Regions from separate parts of the Homo sapiens genome. Here region 1 is linked to region 2. Evidence: chromatin loops called from intact Hi-C (ENCODE). Cell type or tissue: CD4-positive, alpha-beta T cell. All regions are shown on one strand. Links, peaks and the distances in the headings refer to the core of each region. The heading gives the core; the rest is flanking DNA.

Region 1 (15,922 bases), core at 4,135-12,134, 80 kb after region 2:
CTTAGAAAATGGCTAGGAGCAGAGCACGCTTCTCAAAAAACAGCATGGTGTAGTAGGTAGAAGATGCAAGCGTATTAGATCTAGATTCATGTCCAGGTCCCACGGCCTGAGTAACTCTGGGAAAGTTACTCCAATTCTGTGGGCCCAAGGTTCCTTGACTGTAAAATATACTTGTAAGGTTGCTCTGAGGATTAAATGAGATAGCATATGTAAAAGGTCAAGCAGAAAATAAGTTCTCAAAAAGTGGTAGGCATTGTTATTGTTACTGTTGTTGTTATCCTACTAACTTGCCTTAATTCAAGTTTAACTGTTTGTGTCAAAGGTAATCAGAAGTTCTTATTGGTTCTCGGGAGTGGGGAGACACGTGGCCCACACAGCCACCCTTTGACCTCTGTATTAGATTCACTTCCTCCGTGTGTTGCTGCAGACTCCCTGTTATAACAAAGATCCCACTGCATGCCCTCCCCCATCTCCTCCCAAAGAAGCAGTGGCCCACACAAGATCAATATTCATGCCTCTCGTGTTGGGGTCAGTGGTGGGTGCTTTCGGGTAGACGAGCAGCTGTGCTCCGTGAAGCTGTCCGGGGCCCAGGTTCCTTCCATCCTGTGGTCCTGCTGTTCCCTGTTGGGTTGCCATTGTCTGTCTGTTGAAGCCAGTTCACCAGCACCACACCCACTTCCCAGCCCACAGGAAGCAGGAAGGAAAGTGGAGGACGACCAGCTCCCTTTTGAAGGATTCAGGAGTTGAATATATTATACCCAGTCACAAGGAGTTGACTAGAATTAAGTGATCTGGCCACACCTAGCTGCAAGAGAGTCTGAGAATGCAGTCTTCAGCTGCAAAGCCAGAGGCTCACTAAAGCTATTATGATGGAGGAGGGTGGGGTGGATTTGGTGGGACAGCGAGGGGATAGCAGGCAGCCTGCACACCCTTCACCTGCCTTCACCCGCCTTCACCCTCCACCGCTCGCTTACTTTCAGTGACGTGGATTTGGGCTGCAAGATTGCCAAGGCCGTGTCCCTTTAGACCCAGGGCAACCCTGCCTGATACCAGAATCCTGCAAGCACCTAGGAAAAAGGGAAGATTAACTGCTGTGCCATTTTTAAGGAGTGAACTTAAGGTTTAATCACTCTGTAGGACAACAGTATAAAAAAACATTGTATTCTCTACCTCATTCATAGGCCAAGTGAAAAGTCACTATTAAATTGCTTCACCATAACTTTTACAAGCAGTAGTGTTCGCAGAATGTATGCTGGTATGTAAACCCAGTGTTACCTTTTTTGGATTTGTTAAGAAAAATCTGACTGGGTTTCCATCAGGTGTTAAGTAGGTCATCCACAAGTGGTCTAGCCCATGTAGCACATGTTCCTCCCACACAGAGTGGCCACAGCTTGTCATCCCAAATACTGTTTTTTGTGTGCTGCTGGGGAAAGCATCACTACCTTCTGGTGGTTCCACATTCTCTTCCTCTTACTGATGTTCCTCCTTTAATTTCCTCTGTGTCTCTCTTGGCACTCAATTTGCATTCATAAATGCAGACCTCTAGTGAAAACTTTACTGAGACACGCACGACATATTCAACCACCCTGGGCTCACCCAGGGTGAGGAAACCAACATCAGGGAAGGCAGAGACCATCCTCCTTTCCTTCAGGCAATAAAGTGTAGGAGGAGGCTGGCTGGAGTCTGCCTCTCTGCTCCTTTTGTTCCCGTCCTCCTGAGCCATTCTGTCCCCATAGAGGCCGTGGAATTAGATAGACTATGCTTTCTGACTGGCTACTTTATCTGCATTCACACCAAAACAGCTGCAAGAAGCTTTGAAATTCTACACCACGGCAGGGGATGCAAAAGTTATCCCTGCTGTTGTTGCTGATTTCTGGCAGCCTGAATAAAGTGCCAACACAAAGACCCAGGGGCCGGGGGACTGGGCTTCATGTTATTCTTCAAAGGAAAGACACCAGCCTCTGCCCCAAAAACACAGTGCAAGTGGCCTCACAGCCAAATTCTCAGGCTGGTAGATTTAGATTGGGCTGTGACTTCATAACCAGATAAATGATCAGCGAAAATGGGAGACATGGAGACCACAAGCACCGTGCTATCAGCTCAAAGGCAAAAGAAGTCAAATCTCCTTCTTCAAAGTCCTTTCTGTGTCTTTAAAGGAATTGGATCTTCTTGACTGGAACTAGTGAATTAAAGAAAGAGAAAAAGAATGCACTGTTTTTGAAAGGATGAGGCCACATTTGCAGAATCATCTGGCGAGGAACCTCTATAGAGACTGGGAAGATTGGCAGGGCGGGTTTTGTTCGGCCTTGGAGAGTGAACCTCCTCGGCTTTCATTCTCAGCGGTCCTCGTACTTGGGGAGGGGGCATTGATGACGCCTATTCAAACAGCCGCTTTGTGCTAATGTGTTTTCTTGTGGCTCTGCCAGGTGACACCCTGACCCTTGGGCCCTCGGCCAGTTCTGCCACCACTGTTCCTTAAACAGGCGCAGCCCAGAAAGCTAGGCTCTGCCACTGTGGCCCAGATGTGACACTGACCTTCCTGTTTCTCTTTGCTGGTCATGAATAGAAGCCCACGTTTTTGTTTTTCTTTTCTCTTTTTCTCTGGTTGATTGTTTTTATAGAATGAGGGTAAGGAGGGTAGGAAGATACTTGATTGGATATCAACATCAGGAAGAAACATCTCTTCTGTGCCTAGTGTTTCTGAAAATTTTCAGGTCACATGAACCAGTGTTGCCTACTGTTCTGTGCCCTGCTTGGATTGCCCCAGGTTCTAGGGGCAGTGGCTCAAAGTCAAAGCATTAAAATGCCCAGCTCAGTGTCCCAACAGGAAAGGGTGAAGGCAACAAGAGCGAGGGCAGGCCCCCTTCCCTCTCCCACCAATTGGCATCCAAAGAACAAAAGTGCTTTGTTTCATCCTCTCCACCTTCCTAGAGCCAAGCCCATGCGTGGTCTTCATGACCTCACTCACAGAGAGCTCCTACAGACACCTCAGGAATCAGATTGCCTTGGTTAGGTGCCAAGGTAGACTTGAGTGAGTACCGTCATTCTGAATTTAGTGGGTGTCCCCAAGTACCTAGGATGTGTGGCCCAAAGGGTCTCAAAACCCCACTAATCCAGCCACCCTGCTTTTGGTTCGGTTATCCCAGATTCCACACTTGTCCCCTACAGGATCCTCTGCATGTGGCTTTGCCTTTTTCGTGCCCTTAATTAGATATCTATGGCTGTTCATTGCTGTGCACTCACCGCCCACTCCCAGCACTGCGCCTCACTGCTTACTTTCCAGCACAGATTAGTTAAGAGCACACGCTCAGCAGGCTCACTGTCCATTGGTACCTTTCACCCTTCACACCTTCTAGAAGGAGTTGCCTCTCAACAGGCTTTGGAATCAGTCAGTCTCTCCCTCTTAATTTTTCAGTTGACAAAGTATACTTCATCAATGTGTAGTTGTTTCAACTTACATACAAATTCAATCAGTAACTGATAATATTAAAGGGAACTTTCTTATAGAAAAATAAAGGTGATTTATTCTCATTATAAAAAAAGTACATTCTTGGTATAGACAAATCTGAGAAAAAAGACACAGAGAGCAAAGAAAGAACAGTTGCCCATAGTGTTATCATCTGCACACCACCATAATCTCAGCATGTTTCCTTCCAAAGAGTTTTCTAGGCATTTGTTATATAGTTGCAATCATGTGATCCTTCCTAATATAACATGAACATCTTTCCATATTGCTGATAATTTCAGTAAATGTAAGTTTTAATTTCTGCTTAACTTGTCTTTATGGGCATACCTTACAATTTACTTTAGCCATTGCCCTCATGCTAAACAACTAACAAGTTTTCTAATTTTTCAAATGATAAATAATACTTCATAGAACCTCTTCATGTCATTTTTTTAAAAGGCGTGTCTTTAGCACACATTTACAGGTTAAAGGACATGCCACCCCCGACCCCCTTTTTTTTTTTTTTTGAGGCAGTCTCACTCTGTCACCCAGGCTGGAGTGCAGTGGCGCCATCTCAGCTCACTGCAAACCTCTGCTTTCCTGGTTCAAGCGATTCTCATGCCTCAGCCACTCGAGTAGCTAGGTTTACAGGTGCCTGCCACCACACCCATCTAATTTTTGTATTTTTAGTAGAGTTGGGGTTTCACTATGTTGGCTAGGCTGGTCTTGAACTCCTGGCCTCAAGTGATCCACCCACTTCAGCCTCCCAAAGTGCTGGAATTACAGGTGTGAACCACCACACCTGGCCGAGTATGCCCATTTTTAAGAATTTTTTATATTGCCAAATTGGTTTACCAAATGGTTTTACACTGATTTCTGGTCTTCTATCAGCAATGTAAGAGAGTCATATTCATTTCAAGGAAACTTCATCACTATTGAGTATACTTATTTTTTTAATGTGTGAATTTAGAAGTGATACATAGTATCTCACTAATCTAAATTGTATTTCTCTGATTACTACCAAAGGCAATATTCTCCCATATGTTTCACAAATTGTTTTTCCTTTTTTTGTTGCCAATATATGTTTCTGTTTCCTAAACTTAGAGTTTCTCTTATCTGTATAAATTTCTTATATATTGAAATATTAATCTAAGAGAGTTGAAAACATATCTCCACAGAAAAACTTGAGCATGAATGTTTGTTGCAGTATTATTCATAAGAGCCAAAACGTAAAAACCCAAATGTCCATCAGTTGATGAATAGATAAACAACATCTGGTATATCCATACAGTAGAATATCTTTTAGCCATAAAAAGGAATGAAGTACTAATACATGTTACATGAATGAACCTGGAGAACATTATACCAAGCAAAGGAAGCCAATCACAAAAGACCACATATGATGTGACTCTGTTGATATGAAATGTCAAGAATAGGCAAATCCATAGAGACAGAAATTAGATTCGTGGTTGCCAGGGGCTGGGGAGAGAAGGGAGTGGGTAGCGATTGCTTAATGGGCATGGGTTTCTTTCTGGAGCAATGAAAATGTTCTGGAATTAGATAATGGAAATGGTCTCCTTTGTAAATGTACTAAAAACCATTGGACTGTGTGCTTCAAGAGGGTGAATTTTATGGTATATGAATTATATCTCACTTTAAATGAAATTTTAAAAATATTAACTACAAGGGGCTTTTCTATGGTCCAAAAAGGCTTGCGGGCAGGGGGTGGAGCCTGAAAAAACTTTACAACCTGTGCTCTAATTCTTTCTGAAACCTTTGGCATAGATGGGGTTAAAACATATCATCCTTGTTTTCATCACCATTTCACTCTTGTCTTAACCCTGAGATCCAGAGCAAAATGAATTTAAGAAGAAAATGTTCTTACTCTTTTCTTGGAGCCTTTCCATGGTTTGGTGTTAAAGCCTCATTTGGCCATTTAGGTTTGGGACTGGTTCCAGCATTCAGTTGACTGCAGTCTTAAATCTCACCACTGGGGTCTGATGCTTCCATTTCTCTTTTATTGAGCGCTTTTGAGTCTTCGGGCTCGAGAAATGGAAGGCTATGCAGAAAGGAAAGAACATGTTTGTTGCAGGGATGTGAGCAGCTGCCTCTTAGCCTGGGGGCCATTTGAACAAGAAAAGCCAGAGATGGGGACCCACAAAAATATTCTAGGTGCCAGCAGTATGGCTTATTCTTAAAGTAACATGACATTTTTAAGAGTGATTTATATTACTTTGGTTCCCTTGCTGTGCGGTATGAGAGAAGGTTGATCCTCTTCCCCCTCCAGAGAACCTTTGCAAAGTCATGCGTAAATGATCGAATGGGTTCAACTCCACTTATTTCTGAAGCAAAGCTTGGGTTTGATTTTTAAGTAGGCTCTGTTCTCCCATGATTGCATGTGGCTAGTGTCTGCATTGTGTATATTCCCACTTTTACATCTATCTTCTCACCTCAGAGACTGTAATATTTTAATACTTGCATTTGGCGAGGGGCTCTCCCTCACAGGCTTCACCAAGAGTAGAAAGCTGTTATTTTGTGCTTGGTGGAGGCATTATATGTGTATCTCAGTTTATGCAGTAAATATGTTCCAGAAAGTTTTGCCTGTAAAGCAAATCATATTTTAAGTGCAATAGGAAAGCTGATTTTTATACCAAGGAAACCAGTGCCAACTCCTTCATGGTACTTATGAATACCCTTGCCATGACTAGGAAAGATGAGGAAATTAAGGGCTGCTTCAGTGTCATCGGCCCAAATAGTCATTAATATGCCAAACCGCACGAAGGAAGATGGTGACTCACTGCACCTAGTATGGTCCAGCATCTCTACAGAATCCACTGTCTTGGGGGAATGGAATGTGCATTGGGGATGGAGGTGAGACCTAGTCCCTGAAATCAGTGCCTCCGTTAGTAATGTATACTAGTCCATTCTCACACTGCTGTGAAGAAATACCTGAGACCGGGTAATTTATAAAGGAAAGAGGTTTAATTGACTTGCAGTTCCGCATTGCTGGGAAGGCCTCAGGAAGCTTACAATTATGGCAGAAGGCAAAGGAGAAGCAGGCACCTTCTTCACAGGGCGGCAGGACGGAGTAAGTGCAAGCAGTGGAAATGCCAGATGCTTATAAAACCAACCATCAGATCTCATGAGAACTCACTCACTATCACGAGAACAGCATGAGGGAACTGCCCCCATAATTCGATTACCTCCACCTGGTCCTGCCCTTGACACATGGAGATTATAGGGATTACAATTTGAGGTGAGATTTGGCTGGGGACACAACCAAACCATATCATAATGTGTGAGATATTGAGCTCTGTGGAACCAATTCTTCCCTATAGGATTTTTCCCTCAACACCTCCAGCCCTCACACCCACACCCTTGCATGGACTGGCCAGGATTCCATGGTCAGGAAATAGCTCTAGTATAGAGACTCTGTGTGTTGGCCATGGAATCAGGCTATCTGGTTTCAAATCCCATCTCTATGACTGACATAGCTGTGGACAAATTCCCCAACCCCTCTTTTCCTCCCTTGTAAAGTGTGGGGAAATAGTAATACCTGTGTTTTAGAGTTGTTACTAGATTTTAATGGGACAGCATTTTGCAGAGTCCAGCCTGCACCTAGGCTACAGGGAACACTGATTGGATATTGGTCATGACTGCTGAAATTGGAGCCATCATCCCCATGGTGCCCATCCCACCAAAACATGTATTAGTTTTCTGCTGCTGCCTAACAAAGTACTACAAACTTAGTAGCTTAAAACAACATCCATCTGTTAGCTCACATTTCTGTCAGTCACAAATCCAGGCACGGAGGGGATTCTCTGCTCAGCAAAGCCGAAATCAAATGTTAGCTGATTATGTTGTTGTTTGAAGGCTTGACTAGGGAGGAATCCATTTCCAGGTTCATTCAGGTTCTTGACCGAGCTGTTCTCAGCTCTGACCACCCATGTGTCTGGCCACATAGCCCCTTCATCTTTAAAGGCAGCTGTGGAGAATCTCCCCCACAATGAAGGCCTCTCTCACTTTTAATCTACTTTTCCAGGAACTGGCATACCGTTCACGGGTTCACCTGATTAGGTCAGGTCCACCCAGGATGATCTCTCAAAGTCGGCTGTGCCAAATAACAACCCGATGATGGAGTGACTACCCCATCATTCATAAATCCTAGGGATTTGCAGGGCACATACACCGGGAGTAGGAGTCCTGGGGGACAGCTCAGAATTCTCCCTACCACAATGTCATTTAGCAAGGCACATATTTTCACTCCCTCCAGTTGGCAGCAAAGAGAGGACTTTCCCACATTGGCAGAGTCCTGCATGCTTTTTTTCATAGCTGGGCTGGGGCCATTGGCTGAACCCAGCATCAGTGCTGAAAGTGTTTCATCCCTCAAGTATTAACATCTCCAGAGGGCCAACCCAGCAGTGACTTTTTCTCTGCTTCAGTACCTTGGGAAATGCTTGTGATCCCAAGAGTGGCCAGCATAGCCCTGCTTTCTGTCCAGCCTCCCCAGTCCTCCCTGGCCCTTCTGTCCCGTCTGTCCCCAGAAGGCAGCACTGCCTGCACTCTCTCATGGGGTGTCAGGATCATCTGATGCAGTATGCTACAGAGGAGAAAAGCCCCATTGTAAAGGATTGAAAGGTGCTGGGAAATTAGGAAATTTGGGTGACAGTTTCTGTGGCCCAACCTCATTGCTGCTGATGTGGTACTCAACTGTCTCTGAATGTCCTTCTGCTCCCAGTAATGACAGGGGAAAACTAAAGAAGGCTTTCCTAGGCTTTCAATGGATTAACTCTCTCCACTGAGAATGTAGCAAAAGTCCCCAAGTAGATTCTTATGGGTGTTTCTAATTTTGCGAGGATCAAGAGCCCTCTGCCATGAATCTTCTATCCTGAAGTCAAATAATTTCAGATGTGTCTCTGCCACATCTTATCCTTTTCCTAATGCTATTCCTGCTGACTGAAAAAGTGTGTTTGCTTGATAAGCTTCCAGTTTTTGCTTTTTTCCGAGAAAAGTGTGAAACCATGCAGTTGATCTGCAGTTCAGCTTTAAATTCTTTTTTCAACTGCCCCCATCTCAGTTGCTTGCATTTGGTTTCTAGGTTCTTAGTTCAGTTCCCTTCCTTGTTCTTATACTTCCATTATGATACCAGGAAACATGCCACCTCTAAGTACGGGCCAAATGTGGCTTTACCTGTCACTCTCCAAAGTCTGCTGGAGGCTGTCAGAAGCAGGGATTATGCCTAAGGGCTGTCACTTCTTCACACCCACCTAGGTTGGCTTCTGAGACAAAAGAGCATACACCCCTGAAATTAAAGTTATTTGTTGTCGGTTTCACTTCCTCTTCCTGCCATTCCTCCTCTGCCTGCAAGTGTATGTGTCTCAAGAGAAAGTAATTTGCTTGTGCAGAAGACTGCCAGTGGCCTTTTTCCCATTTTGGTACCTAGCTCCTGCACACACCTGAAATCTTATCACACGTCCTGCAAGCTTATAACTTGGGCTTACTGGCATTGCTTTATTGATTGGCACATGACGAAATATGAATGTGTCTGTGTTTAATGTGCATCTTGTAGACTGGACTGTGGTCTGTCTACATCAGGAGGAGGGAGTGTATGTTCAACCAGACTCATCTTGGATCGAAGCACCCTGTGCCTGTGGTAGTAAAGGATTGAATCTATCCTTTAGGTCAGTTTCCGTCAATCACTACAGGGCTATGTGGAGAAGCATATCTCCCATAGCATGGCAGCAGAAAGGGCTGTGATCTGTTGATAATGTCTGCCCTGCTTATGGGAGCAGGGTGCGGCGTTCCTTGAATCCTGTGTCCGGCAATTCTTCCCAGGTTGCTTAACACTATTGGCACATCTGTAAAGAACCACAGGACTAGGGAAATTTTAAATAGATCAAGTTTTATTTGCTTAGTAGAAAAAGGGCCCCTCCCTTTGCAAAAGGATTGGAGAATAGAGGCTTCACAGCTGTAATCCAGACACCTTGATCACAGGCACAGGATCCAATTGGTGAAAATGCCCTTCACCAGTTTTTCTAGGCATGATAACTTGCAGAAGACTATAGCCATGAGTTCATGGCATGTGGTATTTTCCTGATCAGAGTAACTCCAGGGCTCCACATTCACGATGGCATCATTCAGTGTTTCCCGGTGCCCCAGAGATCTATAGCAAGTGAATTAGTACATTCTATGTCACGATGCACTTACAGCATTGGACATTAAAGCCACAGCACATAACTCTGCATAATAAAGGATACTTTTATTTTAGCATGAATGATCAAAAGTTTGCCTTGTAGCAAGGAGCCTGGGCACACTGAATACAGCTCATGTAGCGTCTTCTGACTCTTCTGTCACGAAGCAGTTAGTCTGACTGCCCCACGGGGGAGAAAGAAGACCACAAGTTCCTACATAAATATTTTCATTGTGATTAACTTTTAATGACTTGAAACTGCATTTACTGATTTATTTTCACTTCTTCCTATGTGTCATTGAAGAGAAAAGAGTAAGCAAGATCTGTATAGAAACATTACTTAACTCAGAATGTCAAATGCGTGAAGTGGTGATGGTGCTGTCTCTTCTATAAAAGAGGATTGTTTTCTCCAAAATGATTTTGATTATTTTTAATTTATTTATTTAACTAATATTTATTGAGTGACTACTGTGTGCCAGGCACTGTTCTGGCCACGCAAGATGCAGCAGTTAAAAAAAAACAAAAATTCCTGCCTTCAAGGAGCTGATGATTTTTCTTCTCTATTACTTCATAAAATTATAGATAAGCTGCTAGTTGCTTATTATAGTATATTTCTTTTTTAAAGTGGATTTTGAAAGATTATTTTTTCTTAGTTTGGTTAAATGTAGGATCCTGTTTTCTTCAGGGTTCTTATATGGGGCTTATTTTGTTTTGCTGGAGTTGGAAGAGTGGTTTGCAATGAGTGTTCTCATTACTTCCAGGTTCTGTTTCTCTATCACAGTGCACAAGCTTCTAGAGAAAATCAGAGCACTTCATGTCACTCTTTAAAACTGCCTGCTTCTACCTAACATGCCTGTTCGCCTGAAGAAAGCATGATGGGTTGCATGTTAATCACATCCATGTAAGGGAAACAGCTGTTAAACTGCTTCAAAGATGTAGATATAAATTCTTTCCTTCGTGTAAATCAGGATTTCTTGACCTTGACACTATTAACATTTGGGGCCAGGTAACTCTTGTTTGTAGGAGGCTGTCCTGTGCATTGCAGGAAGTTTTAGCAGCATTCTTGGCCTCTACCCAGTAGGTATCAGGAGTATCCCTCCCCTCTGAGTGTGACAACCCAAAATGTCTCCAGACATTGCCCAATATGTCTCTTGCAGGGGAGTGGTAAAGTTACCCCCAGCTGAGAACCACTGCTGTAAGTGATATGAGTCTGTGATTCAGGTCTCACATTCTCTAATTACAGTAGATCAGTGAAATTCATGGAAAAAAAGAAAAAACATCTGGGACAAGAAGTGTTTTCTGTCTGGTCTTTGCAGAAATGTGGAGCAACTTTCCACCACGAAAGAGTTAATATTATATGAGCAAGTTATCAGTCTGATGAAGCAACATCAACAACAAATGATGAAATTCCTTTAGTACATCATGCCTTGGAAATAGCTTGCATTTCCTATTGGAAACTTGTTAAAATCATATCCATTTACCATAAGTTACAAAGCATGTTGGGCACGGTATACTGTAAGTTAATCTCAAATGATTTAGGAGTAAATGTGTTCCAGATTTGGTGAGCTCAGCTCAAGCAGTAGGCGTCTCTTTTCCAAACATTTTCATTCTCAAGAACTGACATTCAATTCAATAAGTATTTATTGAAATGTGTAATATGAGAGAGCTTTAGAACAGTCTGATACTGCTCCCATCACCCAGTCCAGCAGAAAAGCAGTGCTCAGAAGAGTGCCCAGGGAGCACTCTTCTGATATGGCACCTCCTGCATTGGTTTGCAAGATAGTATAGAAAAGCATGCCTTCTCCTTTGCTGCCTCAAGCCCTTCCCATCCTGTGCCAGCTGTGCCCTCCCCAGTGAATAAATGTTATTACACATGATGGCATGTGTTTCTTATGTGATTCTTTGGTCCCAAATGGGCTAGTTTGCGGTTTTGGCAGGGACCTCCACTGGCCTGTTCTACCTGACCCCTGTTGGCTTGTTGGGGTATTGCAAGTCCAAAGGGGGACCATTTAACCAACTTGTATTTCTGAATCTTCTTCACTTCTCACACACATACCAGTAGATTTTAAAATGCAAGGTACACTGCTGATAAAAGTCACAGGAGGGGCCTGTCACGGTGGTTCACGCCTGTAATGCCAGTACTTTGGGAGGCCGAGGCGGGCGGATCACCTGAGGTCAGGAGTTCAAGACCAGCCTGACCAACATGGTGAAACCCCATCTCTACTAAAAATACAAAAAATTAGCTGGGTGTGGTGGCAGGCACCTGTAATCCCAGCTACTTGTGAGGCTGAGGCAGAGGTTGTAGTGAGCCAAGATCGCTCCACTGCACTCCAGCCTGGGCAACAGAGTGAGACTCCATCTCAAAGTCACAGGAGGGATCGGCTTTAATACAGAGAGGGTAAAAGAGAAACATAATAGGCTACAGAATCTTCACTCATCTGGTTGCTATTTATTGTTCCAGGCACTGGCAATGTAGCTGTGATGAAAACAGACAGGGTCCCGCTTTCCTGGAACTTGCAGTCCATTGGGCAATGAGACAAATAAACAGGCCCTGTTTTAATATGGCGCCAAGGGTGCCAGAAGGAGGGAGATGAGGATGCCATGGGAGCACTTCAGAAAGCACAACCCAGCCTGGAAGGGCAGGGCAGTCGGAGAACGCCTTGCAGAGGAAGCGGTGCCTTATTAACTAGGACATGGATACGTCACATATCAAAGAGGAAGGGGAAAAAGTGTTCAAGGTTATGTTCCAAGGCCCGAAGCGGGTGGGGGAATGGAGTCTTTGAGGATCTGAGAAGTTGGGCGTGTTTGAATAGGAGAGCCGAGACAGGAAGAGTGGGAAGTAAACAAGGAGGAGGAAATGAGGATGCTTCTCAGGATGCTGACTGGAGCAACTGGGACACTGGTGGTCCCATTTACTTAGATGAGGAGCCTGGGAGAAGAGGGTTTGAGGAGGGTGGGGTGGCAACAACTCGAGTTTTTAATCCGCCACTAACTCTGTAACATGGGAATGATTTTTTTTTAATGTTTTTGAAGGATGTCAAAAGCTAATGGAAATTTGAAAAGTTAATTAGCAGCTTTAAGTGATTTCATTACTGTAGACTATCATGACATCCTGCAAATATACTCTGACCTCTTAGGTTCTGCCGATTTTATTTTTCATCCAGTAACTAGTTCTTAGTTTTGATACTTAGCATCATCTTAGTGCTTAAAATTGACCAGTTTTGTGCCTGAAGATGTGGTACCCATGAGTGAAGCAGTCTAGTGACTTGATTGAAGGTTGTATTCTGGCTTATCCAACACTCCTGTGCCCTCTTCCTTAAATTTCCTGTGCCCTGATGGAAGTTTTTATTCTAATGTTGCATAGACTCATTCTACAGAGCATGTATTATTTTTTTTAGATGGCTAAAGGCAGAATTGGTAAATATGATTGGACCGTCTGTAGGCAGGTGTATGCTGTTACAGAATTTTACGAGATACAGGCCTTATTCGAGGAAAGTTGCTGCATGGTGAACATTGTGCTCCGTGATGATGCTGTCATCCAGAACATATGGGGAACAAATGCGATTGTGGGGTCAAGGAACTGAACTTCCTCCTAACCATCTCCCCAGCCACTGCCTTTCCTCATGCCCCCTAATAGGCCTGAAATAGCCAACAGTGAGCCTTGTCAATTACTCCTCGTTTACTGTAGAGCAACCCAGCAACTAGGGAGCATCCCAGCTTACGTGCCCCCTTTTTTGTCTTTGGCAGGAATTTAGATAATGGGCTGTGTGCAATGTAAGGATAAAGAAGCAACAAAACTGACGGAGGAGAGGGACGGCAGCCTGAACCAGAGCTCTGGGTACCGCTATGGCACAGACCCCACCCCTCAGCACTACCCCAGCTTCGGTGTGACCTCCATCCCCAACTACAACAACTTCCACGCAGCCGGGGGCCAAGGACTCACCGTCTTTGGAGGTGTGAACTCTTCGTCTCATACGGGGACCTTGCGTACGAGAGGAGGAACAGGTAAGCCCCCAAAGTCACAGAGTGCAGAGAGGGGGCAGCCACCCTTAAATCTTTTGGCAATTGAACATCTGGGTTCCCATCACTTCCCTTTGACTAGGGGTTTCACATGTAAGTTTCTAATCTGTCTCCTCTACTAGATGAGGGGTTGTAAGAAAAGCCAGAGTTTGATGTACAAACAAAATGCTTGGCTACAGGGTTGCAAGGTGCCCCAAGTTGCTGCTTTCTGAGGATTCTATATGGGTTAGTGAGCTACAACATTCTACTGAGGCACTGTAGGTCAATGACTCTCAGCCTCACCTGGCTGGTTGGCACAGAAGAACTAGGGCAGCCTTTTCAAAACACGGATGCCTGAGCCATGTCCCAGTCTTTTGAATTAGAGGCTCCAGGACTGGGTCTGGGTGTGTGTATTTTGAGTTCTCTAGATATTAATGTACTCCCTCTTCCCACTCACTTCTTCCTAATCCTCAGCCTGCCTTTCTTTTTTTTTTTTTTTTGGAAGTTTCCTTGTCTTTCATACCACAAGGCTATATTCTGCTGCCATGTGTATTTGCTGACTTAGCTAATACTTTGTAAAATATCTGGCGTACGTTCTCAGACATATGTTTTCCGAAATATTTGTAAGTTATGTCATGCATCCCTAGTCATCCAAATTTTCTCTGAGTATGTGAACCATGGTAACTAGATATTTCACATTATTTGTTCCAGAATTATTTTGTTTATTGCAAAAGTTTGAAAGAATGCAGCATCTCTCAGTTCATCTGGCAGCAGATGTCTTATATAAAAGTTTGAAAGAATCCAGTATCTCTCAGCCCATCTGGCAGCAGGTACCTTTTCACCTAGGGAGGAGGCACTACTAAGGCATTAGCAAGTTTTTTTTCCCTCTGCACCCAACACACATCACACATCAGTGTAGTTGTATCAAGGAGCCTGACCCTGAGCCTTTGGACATTATCTACTTCTCTTCTGCTAGCATAGCACACTCTGCCCAGTAGAAGAAGTATTTATGTTCACCCTCATGCTGTGGTGACTCTAGCTTTCCTTTTAACCCAGGCCTTGCATGGGTTGAATACGTGCTAAGTACCTTTACCCATCCTTCCCACCTTCCCAAAGGTGCCTGAAGAGACACAGACAGGCAGTCTAAGGCCATCTGTCTTCTGATGATGCAGGAGAAAAAAAGAGGCAAACACAACCCCCATCCTTGTGCCTACCGTGAGAAGCATAAGGGCTTTGCCAGCCCAGACTGTTAATTCTACTGACACAGCCATTGTCCTTGTTCATTCATTCACGAGTGCTGGATATGGACCCCTGGGTCTGCAGGTATCATTCATTAAAGTCACTAGAGAGGGCCACTTGTGTTGAGCATGTGGGTCTCCACCGTAGTCAGGAGGAGTCTTTGTTTAAGAGGCTACCTGATCCCTTATAAAATTTGAAAGTTAAAACACAGTACTCCCAAATGTTGGCAGATTTTTCTGCCTTGAGTTATTTGGTTTTAATATATATGCATGTCCTTTCTCCCAATACTGCCTTCAGTCCTGTAAGGCCAAGAACAACGTCTGTGTTTCTCTGTAACCTCCTTTGATTCTCCCCTCAGCTCCTGGAACATGGAACATAAAAGCCCTCAGTGAGAACTTGTCAGCTGATGCAAGGAGAGAGTGGGGTGCTGGTCTTCATGTGCCTTGCCTTCCACACAGTGGGGCTGGCTTGGCTTCATTTTTAAATTGTTTTTAAAGAAGGGAATCTGGTCATGGAGTGTTAAATAAGAATAGGCATGACCTTACGGGCACCCACATTTTTGTTTTAAGCCAATCTCTTTTCTTACCTTTCAAAGAAATCTAAGGAAAGAAGGAAAGTTGCCAAATGAGCCTAGCTTTGCATGGTCAGACCTCTGAATGCTAACTCTCCTGAGGAAAGTCCCACTTGGGATGGGGCAGAAAGACAAGCCCCACTCTTCTCTGTGGTCCTTGAATAGTGCCATGACACATTTCTTCCCTTGGAACTACCTACACAGCAAATTGGCAGCTTGGTAAAAAAGGTGGACTCTGGCCGGGTGCAGTAGCTCATGCCTGTAATCCCAGCACTTTGGAAGGCTGAGGTGGGTGGATCACTTGAGCGCAGGAGTTTGAGACCATCCTGGCCAACATGGCGAAACCCCGTCTCTACTAAAAAATACAAAAAATTAGCCAGGCGTGGTGGTGGGCGCCTGTAATCCCAGCTACTCGGGAGGCTGAGGCAGGAGAAGTGCTTAAACCCGGGAGGCGGAGGCTGCAGTGAGCCGAGATCAC
Region 2 (15,922 bases), core at 2,794-10,793:
CCTCATCATATGTAAGGTCAAGTAAGGTTGGAACAGATTCCCAGAGAAGGGGATAAGGGTGGGGCAGTCACCCAAAAATGTGCAGATGTGCTTTGAGAGATCATGAAATATAAAACTACATTCTGCCCTTTGTCTTCAAACAAGTCTATTTGTGAAACTGGATTCAGTTAGAATAAGGAACACAGAAGCCATTTGACCCACATTGTCCAGTGTTTGCAGTACTTACATTTACAGCTCCAATCCTTATACTGTACACATACCCCAAGCCCTACAGCCTGCTACTACCCATTATGGCATCTTTAAAACGTTTCCTTTTGAAAGTTTCCTCTAAACTTGATGGCTTCTGTAAAATTAAAGTCTGTTTGTTTCCTGTAATTCTAGCAACTTAGTAAATCTAAAGAAATTCATAAATGAAATCATACAGCATTAAAAACTTTCTGTATCTTGTGTACCTAAAACTGAGCTCCTAGAGTTAACAGCTCCTGACTACTTGTATATTCAGCAAAGGCACAGGCAGAAGACAGCCATGTTTGCCACATATATCAGCTGGTGCCGGGCAAGGTTGGCTCCTGTGCCAAGCAGCTCCAATTATTCTTTAGTAAAACACACTTTTATTCATTGAGGAGCAGTTGCTTGCCAATGTATTATACAATTATATAGTGAATGGAGAACAACGGATGCATTGTAGAAATATTTTTAAAACAAGTAAACAACAGTGGATAGGAAAAGGACCCTAACTCCAAAGTGAAGACTGCTGACATATGGGATTTAGCAAAGCGCGAGTGTAAGGAAGAGTTCAGAAGGACAGAATGCTTTGTTTCAAACACCTCTTCCTGGAAGGGCCCCAGGCAGCATTCATTTCTGCTCCACCCACAGGGTGGGTTTTCGGGGAGGCACAGGGAGCAGGGGTGTGTAGGCATGTGTGGAAGTGGGTGTGAGTGCACCCAGGCACTGGGCTTCACACTCGTATTTGTAAGAAGAAAAAAGACAGCATACATTGGTTGATTTAGTGCTTCCTGAGGTCTTAACTTGAAAGGAACATGAACATAAATGTAAATTTTTCAAGGGGTTAGAGTTTGCGGGTTTGGGTGACTTGGGATGAAACAGGGCCGAACTAAAACATCTAAGAGATTTACAGTTCACACAGGAGGTAACCATTGAAAGTGTTTGCACTTTCAATACCGCAGAATATTCAGTATTTTTACCAGACCGACATCAAGTGGATTCACATCCCATGACTGATTGCACTTGTAATTTAATTCTGCCTGGATGGCCCTGGGATACTCTCAGTGAAGGCCTTCCATGAATCAGAGGTTTTTCTCTTCCCATTCCAGTGACAGCCAAAGGCCCCCTTGTTAGACCTGATGCCAACAGACAAGGAGACCACCTTTACCTTACCCTCATGATGTATATTCCCATATTTTCATCCTAATAGTGATATAAATCTTTAAACCTTAATCCTTAATCATTTATCATAGGCATCTCTGTCATATTATGAACAAGACAGGATTCAGATTACAAAGCAGTTTTACTAAATTTTTATTACCCTCTTTGAGCTACAGCCATCTGACCAGAGAGCTACTACCTTCACTGAAAGGATTGCTTTTTATAAAGTAAGGAAATCAGTCATTAATCCCTATTTGAGGGCAGTTAGAACTAAAACCTAAGTTTTTCTGATTCATGAGGTGTACTTAGTATTACATCAGTGTTTCCACACTTTAGTCATTTGTATACTACCTTAATGATTTTTGCTATATCTATGTGCCACCTTTTTAAGGGAAAATATATATTTTCCCTTGAATTTATTTTTTCTACTAAATTTTTAAAAGAAATTTATATGACCATCTCAAGTAGAAAACCGATATTCTTTGATAGAAATGATAACCATTAAAATCAATAAGTGAAAATAAGAGAGGCCCATGCCTGAAGGCTCCGAGCCTAAGGCCACACCTCCCCAGTGAAGAGGGGGATTGGCAGGTGTTGGAGGGTGTCACTGACATGGCAACATCTGGCTGAGACTTTGGTGCCTGAAAAATATTGGAAAATAAATAAGGTTCATGTTCTGTGGTTTGATGTTAGTGCCACCTAACATCTGCCATGTGTTTGTGAAATAACCTGGTGTATCCCTAGGAGCTCACATCATTCCCCATGCCACGAAGCACCATGACTAATCCAGAGGACTCAAGAGACTCGTGCTTATTCTTCACTTATGCTGATGAAAAGTGCACATGGATACAGGGAAATGTAAATGTCTCTCATTGGTTACCCACTGAAGGTAACCATAGAGTAGAGAATGGCAATCAATCGCGATGCCTCCTGAGAACTTTTTCAGGTTAGTGGAACTGACGTTAGTTGTGTGGATCTTGAAAGATGGGATAAAGCTATTCTTCAACCCATTTATTTTAGACTACCTGAAAGCACATCATATGTTTGTTTGCCAAGATGGAGGTAAAACCTAACTGGAAAATCATATATTTTATTTTTAAAAGGCCACTTTTGCTATAGGCCATGAGTATGGGCAGTTAAAGCTTAGTATCTTTCCATTTTAAAAATCTGAGATATTTTCCTTTTCTGTAGTGTATTTATTTTTGTTTCTTTTAGGAAAAAAGCAATGGGGGCTTCATAAAACCAGATAAACACTTACCGAGTTTAACATAAAACACATTGAAACCTTCACTACATGGCTAAAGTAAGATATCATTTCTTGCATGGAATAGGTGCTCCATAAATATTTGATAAGAACATTTGTGAATTTATTGTTGAACGACTTCTCTGGACGAAGTTGTGTCATTTCAAAAGTTACTGGTAGAACTCTGCAGTTACCTATAGCATCAGGTGCTTCCATGAGTGGGTGTGGCACAGCCTTTAGCTGCTGTCCTGTGTGATGATGGTGGTGAGGGTTTGACACTCCCTGGTATGCTTGCTTTTGAAGTTTTGCACCTGGCGTCTTCGTCATACTCCTCTGTATCCAAATACTCTCCACTCTGCTCTGTGCCCCAGAAAATTGACTTCTATGTACAACGTCAGTGAGTTCCTTTCCCTTTGGTTTCTAGTTGAGTTTAGCAAGAAGAATGTCCAGAGACTGGAGGGAGGGAGAAGAGGGAGGTCAGAATATCTACCCACAGTGGGGTCCCTCCTGATTCGCTACAGCCCTGAAATGGGGTCACTATCCCTGTCAGGCAGCCCTTCCGTGAGCGTTTCTGTCCAGGTTCTGGTGTCTGCTTCCTCACCTTGCCCCTTCAGCCTTTAGGTATAACAGAGCCACCCTACCTGTTTCCCCCTCAATACTAGCCCAGGGGGCTGCACTAGGCCTTGTGCCCTGCTCACTTCTTGGCAAATACCCCTTTGTGATAATTTGAGGGTGCCACCTGTCTCCTGCTGGTACCCTGATTGATAGAGAGTGTGTTTGCAGATTTGCTGCTTCAGTGCCTTTGTAACACAGCAAAGCTGAGTGGTTCCAGAGGGACTGACCTCTGATCTCAGGTTTTTTTTGTTTTTTGTTTTTTGTTTTTTTTGAGGCTGAGTGTTGCTCTATCGCCCAGGCTGGAGTACAATGGTGCAGCCTCAGCGCACTGCAACCTCCGCCTTCCAGGTTCAAGCAATTCTCCTACCTCAGCCTCTCGAGTAGCTGGGACTACAGGTGCATGCCACCACACCTGGCTAATTTTTGTATTTTTAGTAGAGATGGGGTTTCACTATGTTGACCAAGCTGGTCTTGAACTCCTGACCTTGTGATTTGCCCACCTCGGCCTCCCAAAGTGCTGGGATTACAGGCATGAGCCACCACATCCGGCCCTGACCTCACCTTTAATAGCAGGGTGTTCTATACCAGTGTGGTCCCCAAACCTGGGGGTGCTTCAGAACCCCCTGGGGAAGTTATGAAAATGCAGGTTCCAGGCCTCACCTCCCAACCTATTCATTTGGAGACACTTAGGATGCCTCTAAGGCTCTTGCAATGATTAACCTTTTGTAGTTGACTGGATGCAGAACCTGATAACATAGCACCCAAGCCTGGGCAGCCCTCTGAACAGGTGACTAGATAAAGGGCACTCGATCCCTGCTTTTTGTGCCATGTGTTAGTCTTACCTGGGGGTAAGTGAGTGAGTAATCAAGAGAAACTCCTGCTGGCTGTAAAGAAGAACTATCCTTTAAAAATACAGTATAATACAAAGTCAAGAAATCAAACTAATTTGAGAGAGAGTGGAAGAATTGCTCTTTTAACTCCTTGTTAACAACAGTGAACTGATCCATTAGCAGGAGTGACCAGACTTCCCTGGCTCACTGCACAAGATTCTGAAGAGGCCATTTTCCATTATCCAGGAGTAAAGCCCAGTGTCTATTTTGCCCTGGAGTTCCTCACCATCGTCTGCTGAGAAACAAATTCTTGTGTGCTACAAAAGTACAACTCAAGATATGAAATGTAACTAAATACAAGACACTGTTTTCCTACAAAAAATATTATAAATAAGTCCTCTGTTAAAATAAATCCCTCAGTAGATCCCTTGTTATAAGCCCATGAAATGAGTAGTCTGTCCCTGTCACACACAGCGCAGCCAGAAAAGGCATCAACATTCCATTCTTCCAAGGGAAACGTGAAATCAGAGCTCAGCACTCTGAATGAAACAAATAGCGTGTGGAGGACAATCAGCGCTGGGGTCCGGAAGACATGAATTCAAATCCTGCGTGGACCCAGGGGTCCATTTCTCCTTCCTAGGCTGTTGGGAGGATTGAATAAGAATGTGAAGCTCTTGGGGCATGTAGGATTCTCAGCCTCCCACTCCCACTCCTACCATCTAAAACATTTCCCACCCTAGTCTCGGCATAGTTAGGAAGATATGAAGATAATGGGAAGGTGCATTCCACTGAGTCAGCATGCCCAGGTGCCAGCAGCTCTCTGCAGTGGGTATTGCAAAATTATAAGACAGAATTTCTTGGTCCCCAGTTGGTAATAATTTACCTCACCTTCAATAGTGGGCCGGGACATTCAGCAGCTCCATCTCCTGCAAAGGTCCTATGAGGGTCACTCTGCTGAGGCTAATTGCCTGAGAAGGATAGTACACTATCTGTTTTGCCACATTTTGTGATTTACTTTGTTTCAAGCCTTTTCCTTTTGGTGGTTTGGTGAAATGCTGTTAGCTGATGGGTTGTGGGCATGAAGGTGAAGGGTCATCTTGGACCGAATAACCTAGGGACAGGGATCCTTCCAGGAGGGCAGAGCTGGGCCGAAGGGGTGTCCTCCTGACCCAGTCAGGGGTGCTTGAGTAATACTGATGCAAGTGTGTCCCACCCCCTCCTCCTCTGGTTAGCCTTCAGAGCCATCTAGACTGATGTGCTCTGGAAAGAGAGAGATGGTTCTTTATGGCCCCTGGGGTTATATTTGACCAACGTCCAGGTTCCAGGAGTTACAAGCTCGTGCAATTGTATTTCATCTCCGAACACAAGCTGGTTAAAAAGGAGAAAGTTCAGTCAGGCTTTGTGTTTTCTACAATCTAAATTAGATGCTAGTGCTGGGGCACCCTAGGAACTGCGTGGGAAGAATGTGGTGACCAGTCTACACGTAAACCCCAGCTTCCTACTGCACCCATCCCACTTCCCCGTTCCTTTTTTCCCTTATCTACAGGGTCTTCAACTGCCTCAAGAGCTGTTGTGGGCTCAGAAGAAAAGGAAAAGACTAGGAAAAGCAGAAACACGCTGGAGGAACTACTGTGAGAGCCAGCTCCTAAGTGGTCCCAGCTTCCCCCACCCCTCTGCCTACTTTTTTTTCCACTTCAACTTTTACACGGCCTGTAATTCAGTCATTTTAATTTGAGGTTGTAAATGACCTTTAAAGAAAAAGCAGTGGTTTCAGAGGGGGCTGATGACTCATTAAATGATCAGTGATGCATGTGTATGAGTTAATTCAGCCAGCTTGTTCAACCAAGGGAAGGGGGAGGGGGCTGTGCTTGGAAGGGTGGTCAGTAGACAATTCAGGTGCCTCAGGAAGAAGGGAGCCAGGTGGGATGTGTAATGCTGTGAAGCCGATAGGAGGAGCAGAAAGGGGGCCAGTGTAGGAGGGCAGAAGGAACCTGAACCACATGGACCCTTGTTTTATTCTGCGTAAAGACTGGTTTGGTGAGGCAGCCTGGTACCTAAGACCAACAACAGCAGCGTCTCACATGTGTAGAGTTGCCAGATTTGGCAAACAGCAAAATATAGGACACCCAGTTAAATTTGTATCTCAGATAAACGATGTATAATTTTTAATGTAAGTATGTCCCAAATTGTGTATCTGAAATTCACGCTTATCCAGACATCATGAATTGTATCTGGCAGTGTTCACAATGGCTTAGAACCTGATATTTGACAGCTCCGTGAGAAAGATGTCTGTCCCACTTTAGTGATGGGAATGCCAAGGCTAAGAGGGGTTGTGGTTGCCAGCCTCTTCGCTGGTAGAAAAGAAGCCTTCAAAGATAGTGTTCCTGCTCCTTGGCCATACATGTAAAACGCCTTGTAGGACTAAACAGTTGTCTGGCAAACACACTTCGAGTCATGTGGTGTTTATCTCGGGGTAGCAGAAAGGGCACTAGATTAAGGGGAGGCCTGTTAGAAAGGCTGAAGCAGGCTGAAAAGGACTCCTGGAGGTTAACCCCTGGGTTAGGTTTAAGGCAGAGAGGCCTGGAAGAAACATAAGAATCACCTGGTGTACTTTGATAAAGAAGCTGAGGACTAAGGAAGTGATGTGGTGACTCAAATCACAGGAGAAATGACCAGCGAAGCCTAGAGCAGCATCAGGGTTTCTGAAGTCCTCACTGAGTTCTTTCTATTATATTACATGGTGCTGACGTAGCAGATTCTTATTAAAGCCTCCAAGTTTCCACACAACGCCACAGTACCCACTGGTGGGAAGGACCACATACTGCTTATGAGTCACAGCCCTCGTTTTCTTTTCTGTTGGTGTAAGTACTGCCTAAGTATCCCCTTGTTACCAAGAGGCTGATTATGTGTTATACCCCAGTGAACAAAGACTAGGGACCAAAAATTCAGGTTGTGCCATTTATTGCATTGGACGTAATTTAGGGCATGGTGTGTTTGTTTCCAAAATCCAGCTACTCAATAGAATGAAAGAGAAACTTAAAGTTTTACCTCCTTCTGGATTTTTTAAAAAATTCATTGGTTTTGCGATGTAGCATCCTATTCCTGTGTGGAACAGGGATGCTGGAAAGCCGCAGTCCCAGTAGTCTGCTTATGAGCTACTGGGGACCTCTACAGCATCCACCTGGGAAGAAAGGAATGCCCAGAACAGAGGGTGCCGCTTCTAAAGCTGAGGTCTCTGTTCCCCAGTTCCCCCCAGTTCCCCCATAAAATCTGAGGGTTTTATGATCACAGGGGATGTGGGTGTTCTTCAAGCCTGACTTTGGCCTGTTTTTCTGAATCCTTAAGCATGGCCCTCGTATATTTTCAGAACGATGATGTCTCTTCCTGCCTTTAAATACACAGGAATGAAATGTTCCATTTTGGTTTATTTGGTTTACTTTAGCAGCTTTTGATGTAAACTGTGGGTTTCAGCATAAGAAGACTTAAGTGAAACTAGTAGCTGTATCCACACTGTCTCATCCCCGCAGTCAATTAGCACGTGGGAAACCATTTTGAGGGGAGGAGGTCATTTCTGGGAGAGAAGAAGCTTTTCCTGTTCTCTTCTCATGTGGTTTGCTCCATTCCTAACACTATGGATATTTTTTTGGTGTTTCCTTGGAAAGCAAAATATCCCATATTAACATACCATGGCTGCTTTGGGAAGCTGTGCATTTCCGCAGATTATTCCTTCAGGAAACTCTACATTTGCGCTGTTGGCTGCAAGAATGAAATTATCCTTGGCAAGTTGTTTCATTTTAATCTCAGGAGCAATGGTGTTAAATGTTAGCCAGTCAAAGCCATAAGCAAAGACTGTTATTCAAGTTTCTGTGTTAACCCTTTATCTCTGTGGTCTTTCCCCACCTACCCCACACCCCCATGCCCCAGGAGTCACTGGTTCAAAACACTATGAAGTGGATTACTTCCTTCCATGATACTAACAGTATTTATACTTGACTCTTCACAGATTGGAGAATATGAAACAGAATGTGAAACTAAACAGCTGAGGATATATGATGAATGAAACTGGCTGGGATCTGATCAGTTTTATAATTTGCAGTCCTCAATTCAGAGTAGTTTAGGAATAAGAAAACCTCTTGGACATTTATTAATGTTACCGGTTGACTTAAAAAAAAAAGATTGTGGGGTAAAACCTTACTTCCACAGTCAAGCCATAAAAGTGGCATGATTTGGGAGAGAAAAAAAGGTTATAATGAAGCCCAAATATTTGAAGTGATTGAATTAATACTTTCAGAGGAGTGCCCCTGAAGGGCAGAGTGATTTGGAATATCCAGAATATTAATACTACCAGTTAGCCAAAAGCAGTGCTCAAGGGATGAAGCAGGAGCTTGGCCTTGGAACTCCAAATGGCCTTTGAGGGTTAGTGGGAAGCAGATGTTTTGAGGCAGTTGGAGGATCTTGTGAACAGTCTTCAAAGCAGGTGGAGGCTTTTTAATAAAGAAAAGTGGGTAAACAGCTAGGCTGCTGGATTTCCATTTTTCTCCCTTAGAAGAACTAGATTCTGGTCATCTTCTGGTCCCAGATTATACGATTTCCTAGCCAAGAAAATCATGTATGATTGAGAAATCTAGGACTTTTTCCCAGTTTATTTAAGAAACCCACTCTACATCTATGTTGGTAAATAGTGGTTAAGTGGACTGTGGCTCTACTACGTTCCTGTCCCACAAAGGAATAAGATGCTGCATTGTAAATCCAATGAATTTTTTTTTTTTTTTCAGCCAGAAAGAGTGTTCTCACACTGCTATGAAAAATTACCTGATTGGGACCAGGCACGGTGGCTCATGCCTGTAATCCCAGCACTTTGGGAGGCTGAGGCAGGCGGATCACTTGAGGTCAGGAGTTCGAGACCAGCCTGGCCAACATGGTGAAACCTGTCTCTACCAAAAATACAAATTAGCTGGGTGTGATAGCAGGCACCTGTAGTCCCAGCTATCGGGAGGCTGAAGCAGGAGAATCACTTGAACCCAGGAGGTGGAGGTTGCAGTGAGCCAAGGTCACACCACTGCTCTCCAGCCTGGGCAATAGAGCGAGACTCTGTCTCAAAGAAAAAAAAAAGGGATTACCTGATTGGGTTATTTATAAAGAAAAGAGGTTTAATTGGCTCAGAGTTCCACAGGCTGTACAAGAACCATGATGTTGGCATCTGCTCAGCTTCTGTGGAGGCCTCAGGACATTTACAATCATGGCAGAAGGCATGGGGGAACCAGGACTTCACATGGCCAGAGCAAGAGGAAGAGGAGAGGGGGAAGTGGGAGAGGAGAGGGGGAGGTGCCACATGCTTTGAAATGACCAGATCTCATGAGAACTCACTATCATGAGGGCAGCACCAAGTGGGACATCTGCCCCCATGATCCAGTCACCTCCCACCAGGCCCCACCTCCAACATCTGGGATTATAATTCAACATGAGATTTGGGCTGGGACACAGATCCAAACCATATCAGTATTGCATTGTTAGTTAATGTGGGATATGTATATTGCTTATCTGCCAAGTAGGCTACAAACATTTTGAATGCTGAGATGGTGTCTGGTGCTTCTCTATTCCCTTCATTGTCATCTATCCAGTGTCTTGCACCTTGTTTAGTCATTCATTACACAGAGATCTTCCCCTGGTGCCTAACAGATTTAAGCCAGGAGTTGTGGGGAGCTGAGATGGAGGCAAAGCCATTTTCTCAAAGAATGCTCACATATGGTTTGTCCACAGAACACCCATATATATGTATGTCTAATACCAATGGAAGTGAGAGGAAGGAGTAAGACAAAAACAGTGCACAACCCAGGCACTGTTTTCATTTGTCACAGTCTCAGATACACTTGCTACTTTTATAAGTGGCTTATGTTTTTCTAGTAGGATCTGGACTACTGGAGAGACTCCCCAGTTTACTGAGAATTGAGAGTGAACGACGTATTCACTGATGTGTCTAAGTGGCTGGTACGGAAGTTCTGTTGAATTTTGGTATTCCAGCATTATCCAACCAATCATTTCCCTAGCCAACAAATGTCTATATATATTTGTTCAATTAAACTACATGTCGTAAGAATTGGCATTTATTCTGCTTCCTGGCAACTAGGCAGGTGATAAAAGAAAAATGGGGAGCTCCTTTGAAAAGCCACCTAATTCTAAATAAAATGTACACGGTGTATGGAGCTCTGCCTTGATGATGATGGCCATGGTTTACCTTGGAATATGTAAATTCAGTACCCCCTTAAACCTGAAGTGCTCTAAAATCTGCTGTGTGGGAAGTGACCACTGAGCCAGAAGATCAAGATACTACCCTGTTGTTGCCAGTGGTTTGAGCGTTGCTTGGCCACCTGCAGCATCGCCAGCGGTGCACACAGTGTTTCCAGATCTCTCAGGTATGAAACTAGACTCTCAGTGGCTAAATGTACACATCCCCATTCTTCTCCCACTGTGCATCTAATCCTTAATGTTGTGGACTTGTAATTTGTTGGCAGAGGTCCTTCTACTGTCTGTGAAGCATCAGGATGAAATGTAAGGAAGTGTAAGGTGACTAAGTATGAACGAGCAAATAGTGATTAGACTTTTAGATTCAAATTTTGCTCTATTCTTTTCTTAAATCATGGAAGTTAGTCATTTGCCATTTATACTTGTCTGTCTGCTGCAGCCCCCATGGGTTGCTATCCTCTGGGGATATCAGTAATCTGGCATTTGATTTCCCATGAGAAGAGTTGAGGAGAGAACTGGAGATGTGGGCAGGAGAGGGTTAAATCTAAAGCTGGGCTTCCAGACATTTGAGGCAGAGCTCTGTGTCACTGCAAAATAACCTGTTCATTAGGAATTCTGTGGCATCATCCTTGGAACTTAAATTCCCATTTTCATCTTAGTGGGTATTTTTGTAAGCCAGTGAATAGTATTAACTTAAGCTCAGAAAAAAATGGGATGAGCCTGTGACAGATTTAGGAAGCGCGGTTGCAGTCGTTCCCGTTTTAGATCATAGTAAATTCCTTCTGCATCAAGCTCACTTTTTGTACGTTTTCTTTTCCTCCCTTCCTCATATTCAATATCCCTTCGGCAAGTTGTGTCCATCCCTCCTGCTCCACTCCCGTGAGTGGCTGTGAGGACTCGTCCCACAGAGCCTCCCACAAGCTGTAGAGCCTTGTTTCTCCCATCCCCCGGATCCTTCCTACCCTGTGCTGAGACCTGTGCCTCATTTTCAGCTCTTCTGGGGTACCGTGTTATTACTTGAAAGAAAATTTGAAAGCATTTTACGTTGCTTATTACAGATCATTAATGGAAGCTCCACTAAACCCTGGGAATTTATTCTCTCATTGATGTGTATATAACTCCTATTAACATTAATAAAGTTGTTTAGAATCAAAGAGCCAGCAGAAACCCGTAATAGAGAATCCATTTTGATCCTGCTTCACAAAGTGACTCATACCCACAGGGCATCAACAAGCATTTTAAAGATAATTTTTACAACTCCCTTTTTAAAAGTACAGCAACTACTGAATATATCATGGCACACTCGTGTCCTTCGGAATAAACCCTGCCGGTTACCATTTGTACAGGACTGCCCTACCTGGGTGGGAAGCTGCGAGGTTTGTCCATATTTAACCAGTGCTGGAAATGTCACCCGTGGCTGCCTTCCCTGCACGTTTCCACAGGGGAGCTGGCGTGTGCGGGACTCCCACATAACAAGGGTGGACAAGGCATGGGTGCAGTAAGAAGGGAATTGCACAAGTGACAGCCTCACAGACAGGGGGCAGTGGAGATGTCCATTCACCTGAACCACTTGTGCCCTGCCCTGCCTCAGTGGCTCTGGACAGGCAGCATCATGAAACGGAGAACTGAGGGGTAGGGGGATTTTAGTCCAGATATTGTGAAGCTGTCTGAACCTATTAATACCATTTACCAATCCTTACTTGATGAAAGGACCACAAGGAGACGGAAGATGTCAGAAATTAGTAGTATGTATCTGGGAAAATATCCTTAATCTTTCACATAAAATGCGAACACCAGGGGGTTAGAGTTGCACTTTCTCTGTCAGTGTATTGGTACACTTGTTATTAAGTCATGTCAATAGCCAGTAAAGGGAAACATCTCAACTAGGCACATCCCATTTTAATGTCTCTGTATTTTTCCCTCTCCCCACCTCTATTTCCACCTCATCTTCTAATTTTTACAAATGTTCCCAATGTTTGGGAAGTGAGTTCAGTTTGGGAGAGAGACAGGATATATCTGCACATTTACTTCTGATTTGGACATATGGTTGGCATCCTTCCTGTGCCCTTGAGTCTTTTCTTAGAAATGTTAAATTTTTAAAAACTTGTTTATTTTTGAACGTTGCTTTTTTAGAATCACCCTTCCTAAAAGGGAGAGAGGAAAAACTGTAAGTGAATCTTATTAGATTTTTGAAGTGCTCATCATAATTGAACTATTTCCCTAATGACTGGTAGCATCTCACCTAGATTTGTCCTTGGAATGGTTCCTGAACGTTTCAAGATCTTCCAGTTCCACTTTACTTTTGGCTGTGGTTGGAAACATGGGTGTTCATTTCTGTAATTGTTAATCTGGATATTCTGAGGAAGAAAAATATGGAATATCCCTTTAATCACTGAACTTTATTTCTGACCCTTTATGTTTCCTAAAGAGTAAATATACAATTTTCAAAGGAAGGAAACAACAGTAGCTATTAACATGTAGAATCCATCTGGCACTGTATAGATAAAAACAAGCCCAGAACGCTTTTTGTTTATTCTTCACCACAGTGCCACGAACTGGGTCAGGATTATCCTTGTTTTACAAATGAGGCAGCCAGAGCCAGAGAGGTGAAGCCAGCCTTTCTCAGAGCCACACATCCAGGAAGGGTCAGAGCCCAGATGAGGTGGGAGAATTGAGAACAGGTCTGCCCAGTTACTACCCAGCCCAGACTTCCACCGCATCTTGCAAGGATCAGGGTATGTAGGACAAATGTCAGCCCAATGGGTCATTTGTTCCCGGGGACCCAGTTTGACCCCCTGGTACCTAACGGAGTGCCAGGAGCATGACAGGCACTCAGTAAATATTTGTTAAATGAATGTATTGTCAAAGTCAAAGAATTCACTAAAATGTGTCATCTCATCCTGGGGACTGCCCTTGGCCACTGCTGAATCTGTTTTGAAACCTCTTTGCAGGCGAGTTTAGGAATATATGAATATATTTATTTAAAATAACATTACCAGAATTTGCGACATGTGCCAGTGTGGTTGAGGCCTCTGGTGGCTAAGGTCTTCAGCAAATTAGAGATGCACAGTAGAGGTGCTATGTGTATACTTTCTCTTTGATTTAAACTTATTTAAATAACTTTTTTTTCCTGACTTTAAAATTTTACTTGTAGAAAATTTGGTAAGCTATAAAGAAGAAAATGAAAATATCTCTTAATCACACCATATTGAGATAGCAATGTTAAGATGTATTTAAACTAGGGTCGGGCACGGTGACTCAACACCTGTAATCCCAGCACTTTGGGAGGCCGAGGCGGGCGGATCACCTGAGGTCAGGAGTTTGAGACCAGCCTGGCCAACATGATGAAACGCCGTCTCTACTAAAAATACAAAAATTAGCTGGACATGGTGGCACATGCCTGTAGTCCCAGCTACTCAGGAGACTGAGGCAGGAGAATCACTTGCACCTGGGAGGCGGAGGTTGCAGTGAGCCAAGATCGTGCCACTGCACTCCAGCCTCGCCAACAGAGTGAGACTCCATCTCAAAAAAAGAAAAAAGATGTATTTATTTTGTCGTTTTTGGGAGGGGTGTGTCATGTGTGTGTGTGTGTGTATATATATATATATATATATATATATATATATATATATATATATATGAAACTTTGATTTTGAGCTTGTTGCTTCTTTCATTTAATATTAAGTTGTGATTGTTTTCTAATGTAATTGAATAATAACTGAAGTTTTCCATTGTGTGAGCAGACTAATTTATTTAACCATTCACTATCCTATTACTATGCAGTTAAATATTCTCATATTTGAGATTATAAATAATGCTGTACTAAACATTCTGGAGTGAAAATATTTGCTCACTTCTCTGGTTATTTCTTCATGAAAGGATTACTAGGTTTGGTGAAAATATAAAAATTCTATACATAAAAATTCTAAATTAAAAGCAAAAAAACCTTAGGAAAAATTTATTTGCCACAAATACATTAAAAATCTTAATATTCCGTATCCTGTTTTCCTTTCACTCAGCCTAATTTTTTGTCCTCACATTTTTGTTACCAGGCACTCATTCTGATTGCTTAGCCATCGTACTAGTTTCCCATTTGATTTAACTAAAACTGTTTCAGTTAAACATTTATTTCTTTGCTCATGACCCTGATAACATGCAGCATGATCTATCCTCCACTACTGAGACTTTCCAAGGATTGTCTGACTCTTGTCATTACATCTGAAAATCCCTGAGTAACTTCTGTACATCTTTCTTGGAAACAACATTATTAAAAAAATAGTAAATTCAAACTACTATGCACTATGCCAAGCACTGAGGTGGGTGTTTTAAAGTATGATATAGCCCCTGCCATTGAAAAACCTCCAGATAAGACATGACCACATGACAGGTGAACCTGGATACAATAAATATTAAATAAAATTACTAAAAATTTCTGTTTAGTAATCCTGACTCATCATCTCATTTTCTACAATTTCTGCAATTTCATTGGCCTGTGCCTTCAACCCACCTGAATCTTACCTGCCACTCCCCTTACCCACGAGGGGATTTCAATCAGCATGGTGTGGTTACATCATTAAGGTTTCTTACCCATAGCATCACCATGATGGCAGGATCCCCAGCTCTCAGAACAGGGCCTGGCACATAATATGTGCTCAGTTAGTGTTTATTGGATGTATGATAAAAAGTATGCATTTTTTTTCTTCAATTGGAGACCACCAGCAGATAGTTATGTACAGTCACGCGTTGCTTCAGGACAGGGATACATTCTGAGAAAAGCATCATTAGGTGATTTTGTCATTGTGTAAACATCATAGAGTACACTTACACAAACCTAGATGGTATAACCTACTACACACCTAGTCTCTATGGTATAGCCCACTGCTTCTGGTTACAAACCTGAACAGCATGTTATTGTACTAAATACTGTAGGTAATTATAACACAATGGTAAATATTTGTGTATCTAAACATAGAAAAAGCACAGTAAAAAATATCAGCATTGTAATCTTAGGGGACCATTGTCATATATGTGGTCTGTCACTGACTGAAATTTCATTATGTGGCACATGGCTGTACTTAGATTGGCAATAAATACAATTAAAAGAGAACATTTGTGGTGGGCAAGAGCTCTAGCTCAAACGTCAGACTAATGAAGGTTCAAATCCTGGGTCTTCAACTTACCAGCTTTGTCATCTTGGCCAAGTTAAATGATTTCTTCTACATTCAGATTCTTCAACTGAAAAAAATAGTGATAGAGTCTAAGCCATTGGGTTATTAATAAGGATAAAGTGAGGTTTATGTTAAGCCTAGCCCAGAACCTGGCACACAGTAAGTATTTAGTAAATGTTAGCTATTATTATTTATAAATCGTTTCCCTTATTTATTGCCTAACTACAATCTCAACCTACTCTCAGGAATATAGAAATAGAAATTGATTCATCATGAGAAATAATACATAAGCTTTGGAGTCAGATCTGGCTCTGCCACCTCAGTAGGTTACTTCTCAATGCTTTAGTTTCTTTATCAGGTGAAGACCTATTGCGTAGGGTTACTGTGAGGACTAAAATGAGATAATATATGCAAAGTGCCTAATATGTTCAGTACTC

Evidence for each region. A loop is a pair of places that touch in the nucleus more often than their neighbours do. Peaks named below come from ENCODE experiments on the same cell type or tissue, not always from the same donor. Only the 100,000 strongest peaks of a DNase experiment are listed, where the experiment ranks them.
Region 1: it touches region 2 in a loop (2.2-fold over the local background); 14 of 110 quality-filtered maps call a loop at or near these places.

What each region holds. Positions count from the first base shown.
Region 1 is chr6:111,717,523-111,733,444 of GRCh38, reverse strand. FYN (FYN proto-oncogene, Src family tyrosine kinase) reads left to right here. Exons shown (of 14, transcript NM_002037.5): 4 at 13,383-13,640. The coding sequence starts at 13,394. Among named protein-coding and RNA genes, the nearest start is that of TRAF3IP2, 120 kb to the right of the region's middle. RefSeq lists enhancers at 1,157-2,041, 2,042-2,928. In CD4-positive, alpha-beta T cell, for the core only: a CTCF peak has its summit at 11,597; DNase peaks (open chromatin) are centred at 5,424, 8,784 and 11,584; H3K4me3 peaks cover 621 bases; H3K27ac peaks cover 3,049 bases.
Region 2 is chr6:111,795,701-111,811,622 of GRCh38, reverse strand. The region is part of intron 2 of FYN (FYN proto-oncogene, Src family tyrosine kinase); the gene reads left to right. Among named protein-coding and RNA genes, the nearest start is that of FYN, 70 kb to the left of the region's middle. RefSeq lists an enhancer at 6,585-6,674. In CD4-positive, alpha-beta T cell, for the core only: no CTCF peak of the experiment used is centred there; DNase peaks (open chromatin) are centred at 2,892, 5,882, 6,872, 7,552 and 1 weaker place; H3K4me3 peaks cover 1,194 bases; H3K27ac peaks cover 5,550 bases.